2 separate regions of the Homo sapiens genome follow, and region 1 is linked to region 2. Evidence: read pairs that join two places in POLR2A ChIA-PET (ENCODE). Cell type or tissue: Panc1. All regions are shown on one strand. Each heading gives the region's core, and the rest is flanking DNA. Links, peaks and the distances in the headings are about the cores only.

The links. Peaks named below come from ENCODE experiments on the same cell type or tissue, not always from the same donor. Only the 100,000 strongest peaks of a DNase experiment are listed, where the experiment ranks them.
Region 1: POLR2A ChIA-PET joins it to region 2 with 23 read pairs; 3 of 35 experiments call an interaction of 5 or more read pairs at or near these places.

What each region holds. Positions count from the first base shown.
Region 1 is chr18:652,270-657,498 of GRCh38, reverse strand. All of the region lies in intron 1 of TYMSOS (TYMS opposite strand RNA), which reads left to right. Among named protein-coding and RNA genes, the nearest start is that of TYMS, 2.8 kb to the left of the region's middle. RefSeq lists an enhancer at 1-122. In Panc1, for the core only: no CTCF peak of the experiment used is centred there; no DNase peak of the experiment used is centred there; H3K4me3 peaks cover 1,304 bases; H3K27ac peaks cover 2,341 bases.
Region 2 is chr18:784,766-790,268 of GRCh38, reverse strand. All of the region lies in intron 1 of YES1 (YES proto-oncogene 1, Src family tyrosine kinase), which reads left to right. Among named protein-coding and RNA genes, the nearest start is that of YES1, 25 kb to the left of the region's middle. In Panc1, for the core only: no CTCF peak of the experiment used is centred there; no DNase peak of the experiment used is centred there.

The DNA of each region.
Region 1 (5,229 bases), core at 1-5,000, 130 kb after region 2:
GGGCCACAGCTGAGAGTCTTAGGAAACCCGGGAACCTGGATGCAGGTGCGGTGGCTGGGAAGGACTGCGCCCTTTGGGAACCGTCTGGTCGACCGCGCCTTCTCTAAGCCAGCAGCACAGTTCCCACGTTTTCCTGCGGTCTTGTCAACAAAACTGCTGTTTGAGATCTGTTTCCTACAACTAATAAGGGATTTGCATTTCCATTTCTTCGTTCTCACTGAAGCAACCGAAGCAAGTGGTATAATGCAGCTTTTCTACTTGATTAAAAACCGCCAGGGCGCTGGACGCGGTGGCTCACGCCTGTAATCCTAGTACTTTGGGGGGCCGAGGCGGGTGGATCACCTGAGGTCAGGAGTTCAAGACCAGCCTGGACAACATGGTGAAACCCCCGTCTCTACTAAAAGTACAAAAATTAGCTGGGCGTGGTGGCTACTTGGGAGGCTGAGGCAGAAGAATTGCTTGAACCTGGGAGGCAGAGGTTGCAGTGAGCCAAGATCCGACCATTGTACTCCAGCCTGGGCGACAGAGCAAGACTGTCCCAAAAAAAAAAAAAAAAAAAAAAAAAAGACCGCCAGGGCTTTTCCGAGGTTTTTTGTTTGAGCCCTGGCGGTCTTTTTTTTTTTTTTTTGAGACAGAGTCTCGCTCTCTCACCCAGGCTGGAGTGCAATGGTGCGATCTCGGCTCACTGCAACCTCCGCCTCCTGGGTTCAAGCAATTCTGCTGCCTCAGCCTCTCGCGTAGCTGGGACTACAGGCGCCGCCACCACGCCCGGCTAATTTTTTTTTTTCATGTTTAGTAGAGACGGGGTTTCGCCATGTTAGCCAGGCTGGTCTCAAACTCCTGACCTCAGGTGATCCACCCACATTGGCCTCCCAAAGTGCTGGGATTACAGGCGTGAGCCACCGCACTCGGCCCCAAGTTTTTAATAGACCACATTTCCCAGTTTTACTGAATTGTTTATAACATTAACACTGGGGAGTGGGAACTGTTGATGAAAAGAGTTAAACTCTGTAAAATATCTGAAGAAATTTATTCTGAGCCAAATATGAGTGACCAATGGCCGGTGATAGAGCCCTCAGCAGATCCTGAGAACATGTCCCCAAGGTGGTTGGGCTACAACTTGATTTTTTATACATTTGGTTGAAAGAATTGTTATCTAAAGATCTGGAATCAATAGAGGGCTGGGCGCGGTGGCTCACGCCTGTAATCCCAGCACTTGGGAGGTCGAGGCGGGCAGATCACGAGGTCAGGAGATTGAGACCATCCTGGCCAACATAGTGAAACCCTCTCTACTGAAAATACAAAAATTAGTGGGGCGAGGTGGCACACGCCTGTAACCCCAGGTACTCAGGAGGCTGAGGTAGGAGAATCGCTTGAACCCAGGAGGCGGAGGTTGCTTGCAGTAGCTGAGAAAGCGCCACTGCACTCCAGTCTGGGTGACAGAGCCGTATGGGGAAAAAAAAAAAAAAGATTTGAATGAATAGAAAGGAATATCTGGGTTAAGATAAGGGGTTGTGGAGACCATGGATTCATCATGCAGATTAAACCTCCAGGTAGCAGGCTTTAGAGAGATAGATTGTAAATGTTTCTTGTCAGACTTAAAGAGTGTGTTCTACCTGTCTTGAGGCCTGTGTTGATGTCAATGCTGGTCAGCTGTGCCTAAATTCCAAACGGAGGAGGGAATAATGAGGCATGTCTGGCTCCCCTTCCCATCATGGCCTGAACTAGTTTTTGTGGTTAAATTTGGAATGCCTTTGACCCAGAGGAGTGGTCTTTTCAGATGGTTCTGGGCGTAGAATTTTATTTTTGGTTTACAGAACGATTTTATAATGAGTTTAAAATGCACTGATACATGTGTTGTACTTGCAAGCATCCTTTTACCTCAACGGTTGATTGAGTACAGAGGTGCTCTCAGCATTTTGGGTGGGACTTTTCTTAGCTGGACCGGTTTGTTCTGCACATTGCAGGGCTTTAGCAGGACTGTGGAAAGCCAACCATATGTTGGCATTCCCCCACCCCACACCAGCTGAAAACTGTCCCTACACGTTTCCCTACACGTTTCCGAGCACGAGGAAGATCCCAGGCTGAAAATATTCCAGATTATCCAGATGCACGTTATCTGTGTTTAATTTCCTTGTGTTATTCTTTTTCCTTTTTTTTTTTTTTTTTTTTTTTTGAGGTGGAATCTTGCTCTGTCCCTCAGGCTGCAGTGCAGTGGTGCTCAGCTCACTGCAAACTCCGCTGCATGGGTTCAAGCAATTCTGCCTCAGCCTCCCAAGTAGCTGGAACTATAGGCGCCTGCCACCATGCCCAGCTAATTTTTTTTTCTTTTTTTTTTTTTTTGCATTTTTAGGAGAGACAGGGTTTCACCATGTTGGTCAGGCTTGTCTCAGACTTCTGATCTGAAGTGATCTGCCCACCTCGGCCTCCCAAAGTGCTGGGATTAAAGGCGTGAGCCACCATGCCCAGCCTTACTTGTGTTATTTTTTAAAAACCTGATACATAATAATTGTGAGGTAGACAGGGCTTGACTCTGGAGGCAGGGCTCTGACATGGGACCAAATTGAGGAGTAGTCAAAACAAGGATGGGGCAGAAGTAGTTTTCCATAAGACGTGCCCACCAGTGTGCCATGTCAGTTTACGATTGTCATGGCAACATCCAGAGCTTACTGCCCCTTTCCATGGCAGTGAGCCGACAACCGGAAGTTACCACCCTTTTTCTAGACATTTCTGCATAATCTGCCCCTTAATTTGCATGTAATTGAAAGTAGGTTATAAATATCACTGCAGACCTGCCTTTAAGCTACTGCTGTCAGCACACTGCCTATAGGGTAGCTCTGCTCTACAGGGGCACTCAGGGAGCTGTTGCCATATCAGTAGAGCTTTTCTTCTACCAGGTAGCTCTTAAATTCTTTCCTGAGCAAAACCAAGAACCCTCCTGAGCTAAGCCCAATTCTGGGCTCACCTGCCCTGCATCAGTTGCACATCCTTGTGTGTTTTTTTTCTTTCTTTCTTTTTTTCTTTTCGACGGAGTCTCGCTCTGTCACCCAGGCTGGAGTGCAGTGGCAGAATCTCAGCTCACTGCAACCTCTGCCTCCCAGGCTCAAGCAATTCTCCTGCCTCAGCCTCCCGAGTAACTGGGATTACAGGCACCCATCACCATGCCCAGCTAGTTTTTGTATTTTTAGTAGAGATGGAGGTTCACCATGTTAGCCAGGCTGGTCTCGAACTCCTCACCTGAAGTAATCTGCCTGCCTCGAGCCTCCCAAAGTGCTGGGATACAGGCGTGAGCCACTGCACCCGGCCCCTTGTGTTATTTTGAGGCTGGTTTATTTGTTTCACCCAAATACCAGCTAAATCACATCTCAAGACTAGGCTCCTCTGCCCACATGGAGCTTCCACTTCTGCTGCCTTCCTTGAGTATCTTGGCTTGATAGTAAAGACAGAATGGTTCTTTTCAAAGTAGTTACTCCATAAATGTTGGTTAGAATGAATGGTTCTCTCAGACAAATTTCATTCATTCATTCATTAACACACATTTATATCATGGTGCCTTCCTCATGTCTACAAACAGCAAGACAGACAAGGCCCTTTTCTTCATAGAACTGATATTCTGGCAGTGACAAACACTACAAAAGTAACCAAACAAGACATCTGCAGATAGTGACAAGTGTGATGATAGTAAATTAATGGGTATAGCACTAAACAGTGATTGTGTAGAGGGTGCTTTAGATCTGATCACCAGGAGGCCTCATTGAGGAAGTCACATTTGAGCTGAGACCTGAATACTGGGAAGAAACCAGCAGGGGAAGATCTGGGGAAAGAACATTCCAATCAGCAGGTGCATTTATACCAGTAGGTGCCACAGTGCTTGCATCTATAAAAACATCCCCCAATAGGGACGGTCATGATGCTTAATCCTGTCTTGTTCTAGGAAGAAATAATAATTATTAGTGGATACGTTAACTTATTGGAGTATAAAAAGCTCTTCCTTCTCATTAAGAGATATATTTGTTTAAAATTTTACTTTTATATGTTTAGTAGTCATAGAAATTTGTAGTATATTTATGTTATTTTGATCAATTATGTACAAAAAATAATTATAATGATCACCCAATCTAGAATAAATATTTCATACCTAGAATTTGATGTCACAGGATGTTCTTAATTTTTAAAATTTAAAAATGATCAAAATTGTGTTGATCAACAAAAGATATTTAAGCATAAAAATATACTACATTAGGATAAAATTCTTAGGAATGTAGATTGAAATAAGAGTTTAGGGAGAAAATGTAATGAGATAAAATTTCTCATTGTTAAAGAAAAACTTGTATATTTGTTTAAATGGATGATGCTGGGTCAAATTGCGATGATATTTAGATTCCATTTGGTACATTTTAAAGAGGGATGACCTGCTAATCTTTACGATGCGTGGGAAAATAACAATTTGCTATTCTTTCAACTTATATAGAAAAATGACATGCAAGTATGTTGCAACTTTTTCAGTTTCCTTTGAGGAAGTATGAGAGCAAAAATATTTGAAAATTATTGGTCTAGAAAAACCTTCCCTTTACAAATTCAAACATGTAGGTAAACTTAGGTAAAGGAAAGCAGAAAATTAACGTTTTTGAGAGTCAATTATGAATCAGTTACTTGATAATATTATTTTTTATTGTTGCTACTACCATCTATCAATGAGTATCATGAGCCACACATTATGGATTAATGTAGTTCTCACAACTACTCTATAAAACACAAACTTTTACAGTAGTTTCCCCTTATCCACGGGGGATATGTTCCAAGACCCCCAGGGGATGTCTGAAACTGCAGATAGTACTGAACCTTATACATACCATGTTTTTTTCCTATACCTACATACCTATGATAAAGTTGAATTCATAAATTAGTCACAGGTAGAGATGAACAACAATAACTAATAATAAAATAGAACAATTATAACAGTATGCCGGCATCCCTATCTTGTGCTTTGGGGCCATAATTAAGTAAAGTAAGGGTTCCTTGAACACAGAAAGGGTTCCTAAGAGAACAATTTGGGGAATGTAGTCATCGTGGAGCCACTGGACAAAGGGAGCATTCACCTCCGGAGAGGAAGGGGTCAGGGACAGCATGAGATTTAATGGCATGCAATTGAAAACTTACTATGTATTTCTGGAATTTTCCACATAATATTTTAAAACCGCAGTTGATCTCGGGTAACTGAAAGCTTGG
Region 2 (5,503 bases), core at 311-5,310:
AAGTAGCTGGAGTTACAGGCACATGCCACCACGCCTGGCTAATTTTTGTATTTTTAGTAGAGACAGGATTTCACCATGTTGGCCAGGCTCATCTCAAACTTCTGACCTCAGGTGATCCGCCCACCTTGGTCTCCCAAAGTGCTGAGATTACAGGCATGAGCCACTGCACTCAGCCGGGAATCTTTTGTTTATTTTATTTTATTTATTTTTATGAGACGGAGTGTTGCTCTTGTTGCCCAGCCTGGTGCAATGGCACAATCTCAGCTCACTGCATCCTCAACCTCCCTGGTTCAAGCAGTTCTCCTGCCTCAGCCTCCAAGTAGCTGGGATTACAGTCATGTGCCACCATGCCTAGCTAATTTTTTGTATTTAATAGAGACGGGGTTTCACCACGTTGATCAGACTGGTCTCAAACTTCTGACCTCAGGCAATCTGCCTGCCTCAGCCTCCCAAAGTGCTGGGATTACAGGCTTGAGCCACTGTGCCTGGCCATTTTTTTTTTTAGATTGTAAATTCTCCTAATTTTGTTTGCTCCTAAATTCCTCAACTCATTTGTTTATGTTATTTCCTTTTTAGTAACAGGTGTATAAGTATCTGAAATTTGCTCTGAATACAGCCTTTGCTGTAGTTCATTGATGTAGAACGTTGTTGGGTTTTTTTGTTTTGGGGGTTTTTGTTTTTGTTTTGAGACAGAGTCTTGCTCTCTTGCCTAGGCTGAAGTGCAATGGCATAGTCACCATTCATTGCAGCCTTGACCTCCTGAGCTCAAGTGATCCTCCTACCTTTGCCTCTCAAGTAGTTGGGACTACAGGCCTGTACTACCACACTTGGCTAATTTTTAAATTTTCTGTAGAGACAGGATTCTCCCTATGTTGCCCAGGCTGATCTTGAACTCCTGGGCTCAAGCCATCCTCCCACCTCAGCCTCCCAAAGTGTTGGGATTACATGCGTGAGTCACCATGCCTCGCAAAGTTGTTCTTTTATAATTGTGGGTTTTGTTCTCTCTTTGACATAAGTGTATTGGGTCATGAATATTTTAATATAGTCATCTCACTTAAGAAAACTTTGAAAAAATACCTTGTGTACCATTTCCTTAGGTTTTATAGCATATGTTCTGTTATCAGTACTCAATGAATGCCAAACAACAGTGTGGAAAATTGTTTCCAATCAGAAGCAACTAAAGCATGTATAGGTAATTTCATGGAATTTAAAATATCCATTCTCAAACTAATAATGTTATAAAATGGGGGCCATAATATGATAAATCTTTATATAATTCAGTTCAACAAACTTTTTACATGCTCTGAGCAAGGAAATATTTCTCATACTGTTTTTGTTTGTTTGAGACAATCTTTAACTCTGTCATCCAGGCTGGAGTGCAGTGGAGAGATCTTGGTTCACTGCAACCTCTGCCTCCTGGGTTCAAGTGATTCTCCTGCCTCAGCCTCCCAACTAGCTGGCACTACAGGCGCACACCACCATGTCTGGCTAATTTTTAAAAAAATATTTTTAGTAGAGACAGGGTTTCACCAAATTGGCCAGGCCGGTCTCAAACTCCTGGCTTCAAGTGATCTATCCACCTTGGCCTCCCAAAGTGCCGGGGATTACAGGCGTGAGCCACTGCACCTATCCCTAATACTGTTTTAAGAGCACAAAGTAGTATCAGGATTACAAAAATTCTTAATGTTGTTGCATTCTAAAATAGTTTTCCACAGAATATTAGTGCCTTTCTGGGTGGAAACTTCCATACGTGTATGTGCTAAACTTTGAAAATCAAAAGGTTTTATTTTTTAATAAAACAAAATTTTAAATATATACACATCGTTATTATGTACATATTTTAAACAATGATTTTAGGGTTGAAATAGTGTAGCCAGAAGTAAGCCCTATTTCAGAAATACGAAGTTCTGGTTTTAATTTTTAGGTCATCCTAAGGAATGAAAAGCTGAATATAAATGATCATTTTATAGCCCACGCTAAAAGGCTCCCCATGTAATATGAAAATAGAAAGGAAACATGAACTTTTTTGAATCAAAAACTTTGTATCTCTTTTTAATATAACAGCTTTATTGAACTAGAATAAAACCATTCATGCTATTTCCATATTAATTTTTTTACTTCATTATTTCACTCCAAAAAGCCAAAGGAGGCAAGTTCATATAGTTGGGAGATTAAACATGTAAATGGATGTGAAGAGTCAGAATATAAATATGAGGAATGGCTGGAAACAGTCAGCGTGCATCCTGCCTTTCTCATATACGTGCTGTTTTCCTGTCTCCCAGCGTTGATGCCTTACCTGGACATTTCGAGGCTAAAGCAGTTGTTGAACTCCAGAGCATTATCAAGTCTTCACAGCTTAAAAACAGGTGCAGATAACTAGTAAATTAATTTGATATATGTCGATCTATGGATTAATATCAGTCTTTTTTATCCACACTCTCTTCAATTAAAAAAGTAGATTCAAACATTAATTTTTGATCAGTATTTATCATTTGGGTCAGGTCCTAAATGATGATGGGGAAAAGAATTGATAATTCAACAGAATATTTTTTTTTTTTTGAGACAGAGTCTCACTCTGTTGCCCAGGCTGAAGTGCAGTGGCGCGATTTCAGCTCACTGCAACCTCCGCATCCCAGGTTAAAGTGATTCTTCTGCCTTAGCCTCCGGAGTAGCTGGAATTACAGGCACGCACCAGCATGCCCAGCCAATCTTTGTATTTTTAGTAGAGATGGGATTTCGCCATGTTGGCCAGGTTGGTCTCGAACTCCTGACCTTCAGTGATCCACCTGGCTTGGCCTCCGAAATTGCTGGGATTACAGGTGTGAGCCACCGCGCCCAGCCCAACAAATTTTTTTAAATACAGTATGTATCAGCTGGGCGCGGTGGCTCATGCCTGTACCCCAGCATTTTGGGAGGCCGAGGCGGGCGGACCACCTGAGGTCAGGAGTTTGAGACCAGCCTGGTCAATATGGTGAAACCTATCTCTACTAAAAATACAAAAATTAGCCGGGCTTGGTGGTGGGCACCTGTAGTCCCAGCTACTCTGGAGGCTGAGGCAGGAGAATCTCTTGAACCCGGGAGGTGGAGGTTGCAGTGAGCTGAGATTGTGCCACTGCACTCCTCCAGCCTGGGCCACAGAGCGAGACTCTGTCTCAAAAAAAAAAAAAAAAAAAAAAAAAAAAAAAAAAGACAGTATGTATCACAGTTTTTTAAAAAACATAATTTTGGCCATCTTTTCTATCAATATTCATATATAGTCAGTTCTCATTATTTGTGCTAGTTATGTTCTATAAAATTACAAATAACTACCTAATCAAAGACTGAACCATTCCTCCTAGAGGGAATACAGGCTTAGGTTCCTATGAGCTTTTTTAAATAAATCATGTAACCTTGTTATATGTGTGTTTCTGTTCAAAGATGCCGTATATATATTAAAATGTAAATGGAATGAAGTCCTTCAGAACATGCAGGTATATTTGACTTTATGGTAGAGATATGGTCCTTGGAGCTTGACCATATAAAAACTTGATGTGCAGCAAATCCTATTTTCCCATACGTTCTTATTCAGGTGGCTCTTAGTTTCCTATTTCCAAGTGGAAACAATAGCAGTTGCTAAATAATGCAGAAATTGATATTATCAATTGTTATTGCCACCCTGAACTGATATGGTATTAATTTTGGCAAGCAGGTGAATTCATAAATATGGAATTCAAAATAATGAGGAGCAACTCTGTGTGTGTGTGTGTGTGTGTGTGTGTGTGTGTGTGTGTGTATGGACTTATTAATGATGATGTTTATAGTAATGAATGTTGCAAAGTGCCTTCTAGGCTAACCACAACAATAGACAAAGATTCTATTTTAGGTTTCCTTAGCTCTCTTGCCAGTGTCCCTCAAACTTGACACTCTTATGTGAAGCTCCCCTTCCTCCTACTCTAGGGAGGAAGAAAAAAGGGAAAAAGTCTCCATGTTTGATATTGTGACAAAGAAGGAAGTCAACCCCCACCCCCACCCCATCTTCTATCTTTTGAGTCCTGGTGATTTGAGTAATTCCTGTGTGGAGACCAGCTTCCTGCCAAATTCTCATTTAGAGGTTATTTGAAGAACAATTGCATCTTAGGGTTTCTTAGTTTATTTTGTGTTGCTATAACAGTACCACAGATTTGGTAATTTATAAAGAAGAGAAATTTACTTCTCACAGTTCTGGAGGCTGGGAGGTCCAATACCAAAGTGCTGACATCTGGCAAGGGCCTTCTTCTTGCTGTGTTATCTCATGGTGGAAGGCAAGAGGCTGAGAGAGGGTTAGAGTGAGGGAGAGAGAGAAACTCACTTTAAAAAGACAGTGTCACTCTTTTGCCCAGGCTGGAGTGCAGTGGCACAATCCTGGCTCACTGCAGCCTTGAACTCCTGGCCTCAAGTGTTCCTCCCTACTTCAGCCTCCCAAGTAGCTGGGACTACTGGTGCTCAACAGCGCCTGGCTTTTTTTTTTTTTTCCTTTTGTAGAGACAAGGTCTCACTGGGCTTAGACTGGTCTTGACAGACTGGCTTTTATAACAAACCCACTCCCATGATGGTGACATTAACCCCTTCAGAGGGCACAGTCCTCATAACCTATTTACATCTTAAAGATCCCACCTCTCAACACTGTTGCATTGTGGATTAAGCTTCCAACACGTGAACTTTGGGTGCATATTCAAACCATAGCATAGAGTATCATCTGAACAGGCTGGATGTAATGCCAACCACAGCCCTACTACCAGAATTCAGACCTTTTATAGTGCTTCTCTCTCCTTCCAGCTACTTAGAACAAGCTACTTAGAACAAGCCCAGCTTTACTTGTTTCTCTTTCTCCCCCCTAACACTCAGTATTATACTTCAGAAGCTTGGTAAGAAAGGGGAAGATGATATCTCTTATTGACTTGTTTCCTTTTAAGACCTATTTAGATAGATGAGTTAACTCCATTGACTCAATCACTTGGTTTTACTTTGAGAGTTAATAATTTCCACCAGTGTCCAACATTTTGGCTTCCCTGGGCCATATTGGAATAAGAATTATCTTGGGCCACACATAAAATACAATAAAACTAACAATAGCTGATGAGGTTAAAAAAAAAAAAAGGTCTGTGCATAACTTTTGTGATATCCGCCACCACAGATAAGCAAAATAGTCCTCACATTCAAAGGGTTGGACACTCATGATCCTCCTAATTTAACAGTTATGTTGCTTAGTATGGAAGCATACTGACTCTCTGAACCCTAACAGTTGAGCATGAGCATGATTGTTGTAGTATACTGATTATAAGCATGGGTACTGTGGTAGGCAGCATCTTGACTCCCCAGAGATGTCCATGTTCTGTGAATTCTCGGAACCTTTGAATATATTAGGTTACATGGTAAAGAGGAGTTACAGTTGCAGGTAGAGTTAAAGTTCCTGATAAACTGATTTTGAAATAGAGAGTTTATCCTGGCTTATCCAGGTAGGCATAATAGAGTAACAATGGTTTTT